Linked DNA regions of Homo sapiens: region 2 is linked to region 1. Evidence: chromatin loops called from intact Hi-C (ENCODE). Cell type or tissue: pancreas. All regions are shown on one strand. Each heading gives the region's core, and the rest is flanking DNA. Links, peaks and the distances in the headings are about the cores only. Region 1 overlaps AXIN1 (axin 1). Region 2 overlaps FAM234A (family with sequence similarity 234 member A).

The links. Peaks named below come from ENCODE experiments on the same cell type or tissue, not always from the same donor. Only the 100,000 strongest peaks of a DNase experiment are listed, where the experiment ranks them.
Region 2: a loop joins it to region 1, with 4 times the contacts of the local background. A loop is called at or near these places in 54 of 110 quality-filtered maps.

Annotation. Positions count from the first base shown.
Region 1 is chr16:343,239-351,566 of GRCh38, reverse strand. It overlaps AXIN1 (axin 1), which reads left to right. Exons shown (of 11, transcript NM_003502.4): 2 at 4,461-5,419. The coding sequence starts at 4,542. Among named protein-coding and RNA genes, the nearest start is that of AXIN1, 5.3 kb to the left of the region's middle. RefSeq lists an enhancer at 2,059-2,338. In pancreas, for the core only: no CTCF peak of the experiment used is centred there; no DNase peak of the experiment used is centred there.
Region 2 is chr16:242,891-251,218 of GRCh38, reverse strand. It overlaps FAM234A (family with sequence similarity 234 member A), which reads right to left. Exons shown (of 13, transcript NM_032039.4): 2 at 1,565-1,670. Among named protein-coding and RNA genes, the nearest start is that of FAM234A, 12 kb to the right of the region's middle. In pancreas, for the core only: no CTCF peak of the experiment used is centred there; no DNase peak of the experiment used is centred there; H3K27ac peaks cover 1,371 bases.

The DNA of each region.
Region 1 (8,328 bases), core at 27-8,026:
GCTATCTTGGCTCACTGCAACCTCCGCCTCCCGGGTTCAAGCAGTTTTCCTGCCTCAGCCGCCTGAGTAGCTGGGATAACAGGCATGCGCCACCACATCCGGCTAATTTTTGTATTTTTAGTAGAGACAGGGTTTCACCATGTTGACCAGGCTGGCCTGGAACTCCTGACCTCAGGTGATCTGCCCACTTTGGCCTACCAAAGTGTTGGGATTACAGGCGTGAGCCACCGCGCCTGGCCCCTTCTAAGATAATTTATAAAGGGTTCTTATGTGCATGTCAGCCCCTTGTTTTTGCTCACACTTCTGTTCTCTGCTTCTTCAGGAAGAATCTCGAGCTTACTTGGATCCACAGGCCCTATTTTGGAGAAAACACAGTCTAAACCGGCTACCCGAGATACTCAGCAATAGCTCGGTTTCAGTTTTTTTTTTTTTTTGAGACAGAGTTTTGCTCTTGTTGCCCAGGCTGGAGTCCAATGGCGTGATCTCCGCTCACCGCATCCTCCGCCTCCCAGGTTCAAGCGATTCTCCTGCCTCAGCCTTCCCAAGTAGCTGGGATTATAGGCATGCGCCACCAAGCCTGACTAATTTTGTATTTTTAGTAGAGATGGGGTTTCTGTATGTGGGTCAGGATGGTCTTGAACTCCCGACCTCAGGTGATCCGCCCACCTCGGCCTCCCAAAGTGCTGGGATTACAGGCGTGAGCCACCTCACCTGGCTTTGGTTTCAGTTTTAAGATCTCCATTCAGGGACAAGGATGGGAAAGCATGAAAAACAGACTGTTTTTGTTTGATTTTCAGCTGGTGTTGACTTGTCTTGGGTTTCTAGTTTCAGAAAAGCTAAGCAGACTTTTTCGGATTACATTGGTCATTGAGAATTTCAGTGATGGGGGAATAAATTACATGTGAAATAGTAGCCCTGAACCTTCAAGAGTTAAATCAATGGACAGCTGGGAAGATGTCAGAGTCGTGTTGTGTTACTTGCCTCCTCCATGTAAATCAAAATGTCAAAAGTTACGTTTGGGTAAAATAAATACCTACACACGTAGGTAGCATTGAGTTTGCTGCCATGATGCCTGGAGCATATGCCTAAGCGGTGACGAAAGGGAATTTTAAATACAGTATCATACTTGTAGGCATCCCGCCCGTTTTATGGACTCACTTTATTGATGGTAGCTACAGGCTGTGGGCCAGATTCAGTGCTTGCAGGCATTTGATACTGAACTGAGTAAACGTGACTGCTTTATGTGTGGTGTGTACTTGTGTGTACACTAAATGCTTGGTGTGCTTCCCTGTGGGAACCCAGAGATTTCAGGAATTGGGACATGTTTCAACAACATCAGTAGCTTGTAGAGGGGTTCATGTGCTTCCAGGGACACCAAAAAGTCTTCTGTCAGTTGACAGCCAAAAATACACATGATTGTAAGAAAATTTTCTTCTGGGCTCTGAAAATTTGGTTCACACATGAATTAAAACATTAGTTTTGGGGCCAGGCAAAGTGGCCTGTAATCCCAACACTTTGGGAGGCCGAGGCGGGTGGATTGCTTTGAGCTCAGGAGTTTGAGACCAGCCTGGCCAACGTGGTGAAACCCAAAATACAGTAATTAGCCGGGCGTTGATGACTCGTGCCTGTAGTCCCCGCCACTTGAGAGGCTGAGGCTGGAGAATTGCTTGAGCCTGGGAAGCTGAGGCTGCAGTGAGCTGAGATCGCCCCACTGCAGTCCAGCCTAGGCGACAGAGCGAGACCCTGTCTCAAAATAACAAAAAACAAAACAACAAAACCCATTAGTTTTGGAAGAATTTGCTGCTGTTTTCTGTGGTACAGTAGTTCAGCCCCTGTAGAGAGCCAGTGTTTGGCGTCTGTGACAAATGTCTTTTCTTTTTTACATCAGTGAATGACTTACTGGTGCCCGTTAGTTGCAGGACCTTGTGCTGGGTGCTGTGGGTCCCGCTACTACCAATAATTAACACAGAAGACTTAAGTCCCTTATGAGAGCATGATGGTGACTTGTGGTTAGCCTCCCTTCTGAGCACTGTCTGATTAATCACTTTCCACTCTCCGGTGACTTGGTTCTTCAAGCTAGTGAATGGTAGTACATCTATAGTGGTAAGGCTCAGGTGGTCAGGGTGCAGGCCTTCTTTCCTGTGATGGCGTCCCAGACAGATGACCGTGAGCTAGTGTGGAGGTGCCCACGCCCAGGGTGCTCCCTCCATGCTGATGTGGCTCACGGAGTGACTGCCGCTGAAGTGGTCTGTGAGCAGCAGGATGTCACAGCTCACTGGGCCTTGACCTTTAGAAGCTGTGTGTTCCTGCTGAGGCCAAGATGACATACTACCCAGCAGCGTTCACAAAAAGTCCTTAGCTGCTGAAATGTCATTGGGGGCACATAGTTGCAAACCATCCTCCATCTATGGGTGCTTCTTATTTATTTACTAATTTTATTTTATTTTATTTTATTTTATTTTTTTGAGACAGAGTCTCACTCTGTCGCCCAAGCTGGAGTGCAGTGGCCGGCGCGGTGTCGGCTCACTGCAAGCTCTGCCTCCCGGGTTCATGCCATTCTCCCACGTCAGTCTCCCGAGTAGCTGGGACTGCAGGTGCCCACCACCATGCCTGGCTAATTTTTTGTATTTTTAGTAGAGATGGGGTTTCACCGTGTTAGCCAGGATGGTCTCGATCTCTTGACCTCGTGATCCGCCCGCCTTGGCTTCCCAAAGTGCTGGGATTACAGGTGTGAGCCACTGTGCCCGGCCTATTTTTTTTTTAGAGACAGGATCTTGCTCTGTTGCCCAGGCTGGAGTGCAGTGGGGTGCGATTATAGCTCACTGCAGCCTTGAACTCCTGGGTCAAGTGATCCTCTTGCCTCAGTCTTCCAAGTAGCTGAGACTACAGGCATACGCTACCATACCCGGCTAATTAAGAACTGTTTTTTGGTAGAGATTGGGTCTCACTATGTTGCCCAGGTTAGTCTTGAACTCTTGGGCTCAAGGGATCCTCCAGCCTCAGCCTCCTGAGTAGCTGGGACTACAGGTGCGTGACACCACGCCTGGCTCTGTGGATCCTTCGTGCTTCCAGCCGTGAGCAGCTGTTGGCTGGTAAAGTGTGTGCAATGTGAGGAAGTTGGTGTGGGGGACAGATTCCACATAGACAAGGGACAGCAGTGTGGAGTGGTGGCTGGGGGATAGATCCCCCTTCAGTTGGTCCTGGGTTTTAGGGTTTTATTTGTTTGCTGTGACTTGTTCAGCACTCTAGGCTTTTGAACCCAACATGCTTCTCTAAAGCCCTCTCTCCAGCCCCTTTTAGCCAGGACCACTTACATCATGGCAGGCTGTTGTTTCAGTCACCTGCATGGCCGGGTTGACAGGCATAGCCAGAGCTCCTGGGCTCCTGTAGGACGTGGCAGGAAGGACCATAGACCATGGCAGGGGTTCTGTTGGAGCCCTTATCTACTCTCTTTTGCACACCCCTTGCAGGCTTGTAGCAGCAGCAGCAGTAGTAGCAGCAAATTCTATAGTTCCCTGATGTCTAAGAGGGTGGGTGGTTTGGTTTTCAGCTTAAGGAGTGAAGTCACATGAACTATAGCTTCCTTAGCTAAAAATTGTATTTGCATTTCCTTTTATTCTGTACCTTCTCTGTTCCTTGAAGTACCCATTTACTATTTGCTATCTGAATCCTCATCAGAGAGGCTTTTCAGAGTCAAGTGCAGCATTCTGACAGAGCATTTTAAGATTGTCTCCAGTGACGGTGTCCGAGCGCCTCTGTGGGCCTGGGTGGTGTCCTTGATCCCTCGGTCGATGGGGCTGAAGGTGACCCATGATTATCTCTCTTTGAGGCGTGTGTTGAGAGTCGGAGGAACACCCTGCAGTGTGTTCTCATGTGTCGGAAGGTGTACCACGCGTGACGTGATGCAGCAGGTAGAAAACAGTGGCCGTGGGCCTGGAGGACGTGGGGTTCAGAAGACGCCCACCACCTTCGGGGCTGTAGCGCACCTTCCTTTCTCTCTGAGTGTTGCTGGGGCTGGTGGAGCGATTGTCTCCATCTTACTTGTGAGGGTCCAGCCCTCACTCAGGTTTGTACACATAGTCAGGACTAGAGGCAGCTTTCCTTCCTCCGGTCTTCCTGCCTTCCCTGTCCCTCAGCTCTGCAGCTGAGGTGGGAGGTGCTCAAGCTGCCAGCCTCCGTGATGTTTGTGCAGTGAGACTTGTGGGGAGTGGCATTCCCATGTCCTGGGCATCCCTTCTTAGCATGAGAGGCATTCCTGTAGTTGTAAAAGTTTCCAGAAATTGCTTTAAAGTAGAACTATGCTTGTGGCCAAAATATATCTTGATTGAACATTTAAACTGAGTTTCTTGCTTTGAGTTTGAGCGGGAGGGCGTCATCGTGAGTCTTGTCTTGAGAAAACCTCTGGTCGTGTTTCATGGACCCACCTTTCCTAATCCTTGTCCTCTTAATGGTTTCAACAGGACAGATTGATTCACTTTGGAGCTGTAAGTACTGATGTATTAGGGTGCAGCGCTCATTGTTCCTTGACGCAGAGTCCCAAAATGAATATCCAAGAGCAGGGTTTCCCCTTGGACCTCGGAGCAAGTTTCACCGAAGATGCTCCCCGACCCCCAGTGCCTGGTGAGGAGGGAGAACTGGTGTCCACAGACCCGAGGCCCGCCAGCTACAGTTTCTGCTCCGGGAAAGGTGTTGGCATTAAAGGTGAGACTTCGACGGCCACTCCGAGGCGCTCGGATCTGGACCTGGGGTATGAGCCTGAGGGCAGTGCCTCCCCCACCCCACCATACTTGAAGTGGGCTGAGTCACTGCATTCCCTGCTGGATGACCAAGATGGGATAAGCCTGTTCAGGACTTTCCTGAAGCAGGAGGGCTGTGCCGACTTGCTGGACTTCTGGTTTGCCTGCACTGGCTTCAGGAAGCTGGAGCCCTGTGACTCGAACGAGGAGAAGAGGCTGAAGCTGGCGAGAGCCATCTACCGAAAGTACATTCTTGATAACAATGGCATCGTGTCCCGGCAGACCAAGCCAGCCACCAAGAGCTTCATAAAGGGCTGCATCATGAAGCAGCTGATCGATCCTGCCATGTTTGACCAGGCCCAGACCGAAATCCAGGCCACTATGGAGGAAAACACCTATCCCTCCTTCCTTAAGTCTGATATTTATTTGGAATATACGAGGACAGGCTCGGAGAGCCCCAAAGTCTGTAGTGACCAGAGCTCTGGGTCAGGGACAGGGAAGGGCATATCTGGATACCTGCCGACCTTAAATGAAGATGAGGAATGGAAGTGTGACCAGGACATGGATGAGGACGATGGCAGAGACGCTGCTCCCCCCGGAAGACTCCCTCAGAAGCTGCTCCTGGAGACAGCTGCCCCGAGGGTCTCCTCCAGTAGACGGTACAGCGAAGGCAGAGAGTTCAGGTGAGTCCGACGCCAGGCGTCCACTTTCTGTACTCACCTCCGAGAGCTGGAGAACAAGCCAGGGAAAGGTGCTGATGAGGCGGGCGTTAACCCACACCGGATGTCCTGCTGCCGCTGGGGTTGAATTTTGGTTCTGTTCTTATTTGTGATACTTTTGCATTTGTCATTACTTTTTTATATTTGTAATGTTGAGAACACTTTTACTGAGAACAGACTAAAATATATGACTTTATGAGTCATTAGGAACATCGGAATTCTTAGAAGTCACAATGACATGTAAACTTTACCCTTCAGCAGTAAAGTCTGTCACCTCTTAAATAGGAGCTGGATCTACCCAGTAGACATGGTCCTTTCCGCTTAATAAAGGGAGGAGTGGACGTTTCAGGGCATCGATAAGAATTGGAGAATTGGATTCTTGCTTTTTTTTTTTTTTGAGACGGAGTTTCACTTTTGTTGCTCAGGCTGGAGTGCAATGGTACAATCTCAGCTCACTGCAACCTTCGCCTCCCGGGTTTGAGCGATTCTCCTGCCTCAGCCTCCTGAGTAGCTGGGATTACAGGCATGTGCCACCACGCCCGGCTAATTTTGCATTATTAGTAGAGGTGGGGTTTCTCCATGTTGGCCAGGCTGGTCTCGAACTCCCGACCTCAGGTGATCTGCCTGCCTCGGCCTCCCAAAGTGTTGGGATTACAGGCGTGAGCCGCCGCATCCGGCCAGATTATTGCTTTTATAATGATCTTCTAAGCTTCTTCCTACAGGCTGAGAAATAGCAGGGGGGACGTTTTACGTGTGGGGAATGGTCAGAGTACTTTGAAAACTTCCTGTGGCTATAGTGGGCATTCCAGGATTGGGCCTTTTTTCCTGCCAACAAAATCTGTTGGTGCTGTTGTGTAGTCCACAGCAGCCTGGACCCTGAGGCGATCCTGGCAGGGCCTGTGGGGTGCGTGTGTTGCCTGGGAGGGAGCAGAGTGGTGCTCAGCCTTGGAACCTGTTTCTTCGTTCTTCCTTCCCTGTGATCCCTGCGTGGTTCCTGGAGGTTTATTTGGCTTTCGGGCTGGCATCTACTGTGCTTGTGAGCAGAGCGCATGCATTTCCCACTCTTTCCCTAGAGCTGGTGACCGGAGGCTCCGGCCTGTGTAACTTTGAAAGCCTGGAATTCATGTGACCCCTGCTGACCTAATCAAGACTCCGAAAGCACAGCCCCATGTGCTGGGACTCTCCTGAGGAGTTATTAAAAACTCGCATTAGTTCTTCAAGCTTACTGTGACACAGAAATTGGCTACTCGCTCATCAACACAGGATTAAACATGTCTAAGGTTAAACTTGTAGTCTAAGTGATACGATTTAAGATGGACTGTCGACTGGGCGCAGTGACTCACACCTGTAATCCCAGCACTTTGGGAGGCCGAGGCGGGCGAATCACCTGAGGTCGGGAGTTCGAGACCATCCTGGCCAACGTGGTGAATCCTCATTTCTACTAAAAATACAAAAATTAGATAGGCGAGTTGGCGCATGCCTGTAATCCCAGCTCCTCGGGAGGCTGAAGCAGGAGAATCGCTTGAACCTGGGAGGCAGAGGTTGCAGTGAGCCTTGGTTGTGCCATTGCACTCCAGCCTGGGCGACAAGAGGACAAGAGTGAAACTCTGTCTCAGAAAAAAAACAAAAAAAAAACAAAAAAGGATTGTGTAGGTTAATTGGTTAATTTTTTTTTTTTTTTTGAGATGGAGTCTTGCTCTATCGCCCAGGCTGGAGTGCGGTGGCGCCATCTCGGCTCACTGCAAGCTCCGCCTCCCAGGTTCACGCCGTTCTCCTGCCCCAGCCTCCCAAGTAGCTGGGACTACAGGCGCCCGCCACCATGCCGGCCAATTTTTTGTATTTTTAGTAGAGACTGGGTTTCACCATGTTAGCCAGGATGGTCTCGATCTCCTGACCTCGTGATCGCCTGCCTCAGTCTCCCAAAGTGCGGGGATTACAGACGTGGGCCACCACGCCCGGCCTTTTTTCCCTTTTGTTCATTGTCTTTAGCCAAGTGGTATTTATTTAGCAAGCATTTTAGGACACAATATGCCGCAAAGTTATCCTGTTGAGTAAGCCTGGTATAAACTGAGAGTTTCTTTCTTTCTTTCTTTTTTTTTTTTTTGAAATGGAGTCTCGCTCTGTCACACAGGCTGGAGTGCAGTAGCACTATCTCGCTATCTCGGCTCACTGCAACTTCTGCCTCCTGGGTTTAAGTGATTCTCCTGCCTCCCGAGTAGCTGGGATTACAGGTGTGTGCTACCATGCCTGGCTAATTTTTGTATTTGTGGTAGAGACAGCGTTTCGCCACGTTGGCCAGGATGGTCTCGAGCTCCTGGACTCCAGTGATCTCAGCCTCCCAAAGTGCTGGGATTACGGGTGGGAGCCACTGCACCTGGCTGGTTATTTTTTTTGCTTGTTTTTTTGTTTGAGATGGAGTCTCGCTCTGTCGCCCAGGCTGGAGTGCAGTAGTGCAATCTCAGCTCACTGCAACCTCTGCCTCCTGGGTTCAAGTGAGTCTCCTGCCTCAGCCTCCCGAGTAGCTGGGATTACAAGTGTGAGCTACCATGCCCAGCTAATTTTCTGTATTTTTAGTAGAGATGGGGTTTTACCACGTTGGCCAGTCTGGTCTCGAACTCCTTTCCTCAAGAGATCTGCCCGCCTCAGCCTCCCAAAGTGCTGGGATTCCAGGTGTGAGCCACTGCGCCCGGCCCCGGCTGGTTATTTTTAAGATGGGACTGAAGTTGAGGGCTGGGCTGCAGGAGGAAAATGAGCTCCGTTCTGATTTCCACTGTTGGAACCCCAGTGCCTCCCTCCCAGCCACTCTTCAGTTCTTGGCTGCGAGCAGTAGCTTTGCTGTCTGTCCTTGGTTTGCTGTATTTGTAATAAGGAAC
Region 2 (8,328 bases), core at 95-8,094, 100 kb after region 1:
TTTGAGAGGCCAAGGCGGGAGGATTACGAGGTCAGGCGTTCGAGACCAGCCTGGCCAATATGGTGAAAGCCATCTCTACTAAAAATACAAAAAAACTAGATGGGCATGGTGGCAGGCGCTTGTAATCCCAGCTACTCGGGAGGCTGAGGCAGGAGAATCGCTTGAACCCGGGAGGTGGAAGTTGCAGTGAGCCAAGATTGCACCATTGCACTCCAGCCTGGGCAATAGAGGGAGACTCCTTCTCAAAAACAAAACAAAACAAAACATATGAATGGATAAACAAAATGTGGCCTATCCATAATACAGTGCATAATTACACCATAATGCAGTGGTGTGTTTTTCAGCCATGGTAAAAACTAAAATTCTGACACATTATAAAATTATGCTAAATGCAATGACTAGGACACGAAGGTCCCCTGTAGTGTGAAACGCCCAGAACAGGCAAATCCACAGAGGCAGGGAGTAGACTCGTGGGGGCCAGGTGCGGAACAGGGAGAGTCGGGAATGACTGCTATGGGCTGAGGGTTTCTTTGTGGGATGATGAAAATAGTGGTGATGGTTACAAAATGCTGTGATCATACCAAATGTTACTAATGGCAAATTTTACGTTATGTACATTTTACCACAATAAGAAAAAATGTGTGCATTCTCCTAGGTGCTGAGGCTTAAGTTTTAACATCTTGGAAGTCAGAAAAGGTGTGCTTATCAAAGGCAGTGAGTTAGAACACGGAAAATCAAACAATGAGTCGCGACCAAGGACCTCATTAAACCCAAGCAGCTGGCATGGGGGTGGGGAAGGCAGGACGTGGGTTGTCTGGAAAAGGTAACTAGGGAAAAAGCCAGCAACAGAACGTAGGAGTGCCTCATTGCCAGGGCCTGAGGGGCTGGGGCCAGGGCTGGAAGAAGAGGAGACGGCCATTAATTCAGCAAATCTAGCCACCATGTCCCCAAGGAAGGGATGTGTGAAATGTTTAAAACATAGATTCCTGGCCGGGCGCGGTGGCTCACGCCTGTAGTCCCAGCACTTTGAGAGGCCGAGGTGGGAGGATCACGAGGTCAGGAGATCTAGAGCATCCTGGCTAACACGGTGAAACCCCGTCTCTACTAAGAATACAAAAAATTAGCTGGGTGTGGCGGCATGCGCCTATAGGAGGCTGCGGCAGGAGAACGGCGTGAACCCGGGAGGTGGAGCTTGCAGTGAGCCGAGATCGCGCCACTGCACTCCAGCCTGGGCGACAGAGCGAGACTCCGTCTAAAAAGAAAAATTTTTTTTAAATAATAAATAAATAAAACATAGATTCCTTTGGCAAAGGAAAGAAAAAAACGGAGTAAGAACCAGAATGTTATAATTCTGGATTTCTATCTTTACGGCTTTAAACTTAAGAGCTTTAAAATTGCAGCCAAGAAATTCGAGCTCTGAGCCTCAGCTGTCCTCATCTGGTGGGAGCTAGAGCATCAAAGAAAGCGTGCAGGAAAGCACTACTCAAGGAGGGGCATCAACCGCCACCACCAGGAATCTGAAAACACCACCCATCCAGCCACGGGCCCACCAGTCCTCACCTACCTGGTCGTGGGAGTGCCCGGAGGACGTCCTCGATGTGGACTCCTGCTGGTGCATCTGGTCGTGAGCTGTGGACGGGGAATCTGTGCCTTCGCAAGCCCAGGTGGACCTAGGGATCATAAAGCCACTTGTCAAGTGCAGCTCAGGCAGCCTGCGAAGGTGGCAGGTCAGGAACTTAGATCCTCCCAAAGACATGACTCTCAGTGGTGGCTCCACATGAAAATAACTTGGGTGCTTTCGCAATCCTGATGCCACCCCCAGAAGGACTAAGTTGGCCACTTTGGGTGTGGGGTCCCAGTCAGGAGCAGCTGCTGGCACTCTCCAGCTGATTCCAGGGTGGAGCCAAGCAGAGAAGAACAGACCGAGAAGTCTGCCCTTGTTCGGTTCATCCCACTCTAACTACCAGATGATGGCCAGACATCTCCTGACCCTCAAGGGGAGACTGCATCCCCCCACAGCCAGCCTGGAAGCAAGCAAGGCAAAGGGGAAAGGGCCTCTTCCTCTGAAGATGCCGCCCGGCCTGTATTCTGGGTTTTCTGTTCCTTGGAGTTCACAGCAAGCTTAGTAAAGTCAATCCAAATGCAGACCTCAAGCTAGTAAATTATATCACTCCCTTTCTTAATCCTTCTTCTAATATGTAAGCTATGACCAAAGGACCCTGCAAGACAATTACTATTAATGTAGTTTGGATTTATAATTTTAAAAAATCAGTAATAAATATATACAACATTTAAAAGGGCCAGGTGCACTGCCTCACACCTGTAATCCCAGCACTTTGGGGGACTGAGGCAGGTGGGTCGCTTGAGCCTAGGAGTTTGAGACCAGCCTGGGCAACAGGGGACACTTCTTCTCTACCCAAAAATACAAAAATCAGCCAGGTGTGGTGGTGGGCACCTATAGTCCCAACTACTCAGGAGGCTGAGGCAGGAGGATTGCTTGAGCCCGGGAGGTCAAGGCTGCAGTGAGCGATGGCCAGGACACTGCACTCCATCCTGGGCAACAGAACAAGACCCTGTTTCAAAAAAACCCACAAAACTTAAAAACTATAAAAGGGTAAATCTCCTTTCATCTTGTGGCTCCCAGGCTCAAGAGGGGAAGCATGGTACCAGTTTCATATGGGTCCTTCCAGAAGTATTCTCTATGTGGATAAGCATGGAGTATATAAAGTATACAATCTATATGAAAAAAATGTGACTAGAATGGTCGAGTTATAAGGTGGCTTCTAAAAATTAAAGGAAAAATAAAATTCAAACTACTTACTTATCTCTACAGCATGATTTGTCATGTTAAATCAGACCAAACTGGACATTCTGTGGCAGGGACAGAGAAAGTACTGTCATTTTCTCAATTCCTGCCTTTTGAATTGGAGAGCCTGGCCGAAAGGACAAACATTTCCCCCATGCACGGACCATCTCTGTAACAAGATTTAGAAGGACAAAGGGAAAAAACTCTCTAAATGCTCATTAGTAACACGGTTGGGGATTTGGGTCATCTGTGTCTTGTGAGCATCTACAATTGGTCCAGTGTCCTCACCTGCAGAGCAGAATGAAATAAGACATATCACATACGTGTGAGGGAAGACAGAAACAGAGGCTTCAGAAGGCAAAGCCCCATTACGGGACGCAAAACAATGCAGGCAATTGACTTAACCAGATGAGCACCCACCTGAACCCAGCACTGGGCTCCACTCTGAGAGGGTTCCCAGACAGTCAGGCCCCGCAGTGCCTCCATGGGGACTCTCCCACCACTTGGGCGAACCCAGGTCAGGGTAGAAAATGGCACTGAACATTTTTGGGAGGATCATCATTTTAACTGACAAACACAGGTTTCTAAAACCGAGCCAGCCGTTGAGGCATTTATGAAAAACACAGACTGATCTAAGATCAAAAGAGTTTGTGAGAAACTGATTTAAAAATCATTAATAAGGCCAGGCGCGGTGGCTCACGCCTATAATCCCAGCCCTTTGGGAGGCCAAGGCAGGCGGAGTACCTGAGGTCAGGAGTTCGAGACCAGCCTGGCCAACATGGTGAAACCCCATCTCTACTAAAAAATACAAAAATTAGTCGGGCGTGGTGGCGGGCACCTTAATCCCAGTCACTTGGGAGTCAAGGGCAGGAGAATTGTTTGAACCTGGGAGGCAGAGGTTGCAGTCAGCCGAGATTGAGCCATCGCACTCAAGCCTGAGGGACAACAGCAAGACTTCTCTTAAAAAAAAAAAATCATTAATAAGGCTGGGAGTGTTGTCTCATGTCTATAATCCCAGCACTTTGCCAGGCCGAGGCGCATGGAAAGCTTGAGTTCAGTTCAAGACCAGCCTGGGCAACACGGTGAGACCGTTTCTAAAAAGAAAGAAAAAAAAAATCAGCCCGGTGTGGTGGCACACGCCTGTGGTCTTAGCTACCCAGGAGCTGAGGTGGGAGGGTCACTTGAAGCCAGGAAGTGGAGGCTGCAATGAGTGGTGATCACGCCACTGCCCTCCAGCCTGGTGACACAGAGTAAAGCTCTGTCTCAAAACAAAACAAAACAGAACAAAACATCGATAAAACAACAAAACCAACAATCAATCAATTAAAAAACCACCAACTGACCGGGCGTGGTGGTTTGCGCCTGTAATCCCAGCACTTTCGGAGGCCGAGGCAGGCAGATCACGAAGTCAGGAGTTCGAGACCAGCCTGAACAACATGGTGAAACCCCACCTCTGCTAAAATAAAAAAATTAGATGAGTATGGTGGCATGCGCCTATAATCCCAACTACTCAGGAGGCTGAGGCAGGAGAATCACTTGAGCCTGGGAGGCAGAGGTTGCAGTGAGCCAAGATCGTGCCACTGCACTCCAGCCTGGGCAACAGAGCAAGACCCCCATCTCAAAAAAAGAAAAAAACAAAAACAAAACAAAACAAAACAAAACACCAATCGATCGAAAAAAAAAAAACACCAGCTGGCTGGGCATGGTGGCTCACGCCTGTAATACCAGCACTTTAGGAGGCCAAAGCGGGCGGATCACAAGGTCAGGAGATTGAGACCATCCTGGCTAACACGGTGAAACCCCATCTCTACTAAAAATACAAAAAATTAGCCGGGTGTGGTGGCGGGCACCTTTAGTCCCAGCTACTCGGGAGGCTGAGGCAGGAGAATGGCGTGAACCCGGGAGGCAGAGCTTGCAGTGAGCCAAGATCGCACCACTGCACTCCAGCCTGGGCGACAGAGCAAGACTATCTCAAAAAAAAAAAAAAAAAAAAAAGCCACCACCTACTCAGGAGGCTGAGGCAGGAGAACTGCTTGAACCCAGGAGGCAGAGGTTGCGGTGAGCCGAGACTGCACCACTGTGCTCCAGCCTGGGTGAGAGTGAGACCTCGTCACAAAAAAAAAAAAAAATCCACCAATCAAGATAAACTCCAAATGAATTAAAAATGTAAACATTATTATTATTATTATTATTTTTTTGAGACAGAATCTTGCTCTGTCACCTAGGCGGGAGTACAATGGCGTGATCTTGGCTCACTGCAACCTCTGCCTCCTGGGTTCAAGCGATTCTCCTGCCTCAGCCTCCTGAGTGGCTGGGACTATAGGCACCCACCACCACACCCACCACCGCACCCAGCTAATTTTTGTATTTTTAGTAGAGACGGTTTCACCATGATGATCAGGCTGGTCTAGAACTGCTGACCTCGTGATCTGCCCACCTAAGCCTCTCAAAGTGCTGGGATTACAGGCGTGAGCCACTGCGCCTGGCCAAAAATGTAAACATTATTTTTAACAAACATTAAACTAAAAGAAAATAGAAGAGAATGTTTATGTATTGTTAGGGAAAGTCTTGAACGCATGACCCCAAAGGTGGAAATCATTAAGAAAAACACTGATGAACTAAATATATTATGAAATGTCTAACCCAAGCTTGTCCAACCCTCGGCCCAGGATGGCTTGAAGTGTGGCCTAACATAAATTCAGAAACTTTCTTAAAACATTCACAGATTTTTTTGCAATTTTTTTTTTTCAGCTCATCAGCTATCATTAGTGTTAGTGTACTTTATGTGTGGCCCAAGACAATTCTTCCAACGTGGCCCAGGGAAGCCAAAAGATTGTTGTTAGCTCCACAAAACAAACCAGGATAAATATTCTTAGGGTTTTCACAAACCCACAAAAGAAAGGCAAGGACCCCAGTGGGGAAACAGGAAACGAATTCATAACTGGGCAGTTCACTGAAGAGCACACGCCAGTGGCCGGTGCCCAGGGGAAACACACTCAGTCTCACTCATAGACACAGCAGGACCAATGACATTAACAAAAGTTAAGCATTTCATTTTATCTGATCTTGAGACAGGGTCTCACTCTGTGGCCCAGGCTGGAGGGCAGTGGTGATCTAGGCTCACTGCAACCTCCTCCTGCTGGGTTCGAGAGATTCTCCCACCTCAGCCTATAAAGTAGCTGGGACCACAGGTGTGCATCACCGCGCCGGGCAAATTTTTGTATTTTTTGTAGAGACAGAGTTTCGCCACGTTGCCCAGGCTGGTCTCAAACTCCAGGGCCCAAGTGATCTGCCTGCCTCAGCCTCCCAAAGTGTGGGCCACGCCCAGCCTAAAAGTTAAGCATTTTAAAATGTGTTGGTGAGAATATACGATAACAGGTCTGCAGTACAATAGTCGTGGGAATTTGAAATGGTAGTTATTGGTCGAGCGCGATGGCTCATGCCTGTAATCCCAGCACGTTGGGAGGCTGAGGCGGGCAGATCACCTGAGGTCGGGAGTTTGAGACCAGCCTGACCAACATGGAGAAACCCCATCTCTACTAAAAATACAAAAAAAAATTAGCCGGGCGTGGTGGTGCATGCCTGTAATCCCAGCTACTCGGGAGGCTGAGGCAGGAGAATCACTTGAACCTGGGAGGCAGAGGGTGCAGTGGCCAAGATCGTGCCATTCCACTCCAGCCTGGGCAACAAAAGCAAAATTCCGTCTCAAAAAAAAAAAAAAAAAAAAAAAGAGGTTACCATTCAGGGAAGCAGACTTCAGGGTCCAGCCCTGTGCTATTTTTACAACATTTTGTGAATCTATAAGTAGTCCAAAATAAAAAGTATAAAATAGAAAATCAAAAGAGAAAAGAAAACCGTTAGTAAGGGGGAGTGGGGTCAGAGGTTCATGTAAGTTTTAGAGGAAGAACCAGCTTCTCCACAGGCAGCTTGGTTTGTGCCTCAAAGCTACCTTAATATGAAGCTATTTTGTTCCAAAGGCAGGAGTCCTTTTAGTGTTTTGTTTATTTTTGGAAGAATATCAATAGTGGAGTTTTGTGGTAGCCTGAAGAAATACTGAAAGAAGAGCCAAACCCCTGGCATGTTACAATTCTCCATTACAAAATAATCACCAGCTTCCTCAAAACCATCCATTAAAATCATTTTCCGACCGGGCGCGGTGGCTCACGCCTGTAATCCCAGCACTTTGGGAGGCCAAGGCGGGTGGATCACAAGGTCAGGAGATCGAGACCATCCTAGCTAACACGGTGAAACCCCATCTCTACTAAAGATAGAAAAAATTAGCCGGGCGTGGTGGCGGGTGCCTGTAGTCCCAGCTACTCAGGAGGCTGAGGCAGGAGAATGGTGTGAACCTGGGAGGCGGAGGTTGCAGTGAGCCGAGATGGCACCACTGCACTCCAGCCTGGGTGACAGAGCAAGACTCCGACTCAAAAAAAAAAAAAATCATTTTCCTTTCCACTGTGGGGAAAAAACGGATATGCACAGCATTTATAACAATACTCCCCAAATACTTACCTGAGCAAATGCCAGAGTTTAAAAGGGGTCGTCTCCAAAGTCAGACAATGTGGTGACAATGAAAATGCCCCAAGGGGTGGGAACTCTTACTGCTATACAGCCTCTGCACATGCTTTCACACCGGCCTGGCCACAGAAAAGGGGTGTGTGTTTAACACGAATAAGGCCTGTCTTTGGAAAATTAAAAAGCTGGTCAGGAATTCCTTCACAGGATCTCCAGGTAAGACTTCCTTTTTGGAAACTTGACTGAGCCACCAGAAATAGGGGTAGTTATTAAAAGCCACAACGGCAAGGCAGCCAAAGCCAGGCAGTTCATGATTCAACCAGTTTGCAAATAAAGACACCATGAGACAGGTCCAAAGATTTGCTCATCAACAGCAAGAAGATACCAATGTTTTTCTCTACTGCGGTCATTAAAAATACCAGGAGCCGTAGCCAGAGCTTCAGGAACCTGACTGGCAGAGAAAATCCCCATGGACCCAGGTCAGAGAGACTTGAGCAGGGCACTGTCCTTGCTCTACTTTAGCATCCATACCATTGACCACAGAGAGTCAGGCCATGTGGCTATTTAAAAAAACAGAAAACAGAACTCAACAAGCTAATAACCAAAAATTTAACTTCATGGCCGGGCAGGGTGGTTCACGCCTATAATCCTAGTGCTTTGGGAGGCTGAGGCAGGAGGATGACTTGAGGCCAGGTGTTCGAGACCAGTCTGGGCAACATGGGGAGACCCCATCTCTACAAAAAGTAAAATAAAATTAGGTGTAGTGGCATGTGCTTGTAGTCCCAGCTACCTGGGAGGCTGAGGTGGGAGGTTAGCTTGAGCCCAAGAGGTTGAGGCTGCAGTGAGCTGTGATCATTATCACTACATTCCAGTTTGGGCAACAGAGTGAGACCTTGTTTCAAAAAAAAAAAAAAAAGTGAGGGCTCAGAAAGAAAAGAAAATTTGTCAATACAATACGTATTAATTAAGGTAAAAGACCTGACACGGGATGGGCGTGGTAGCTCACG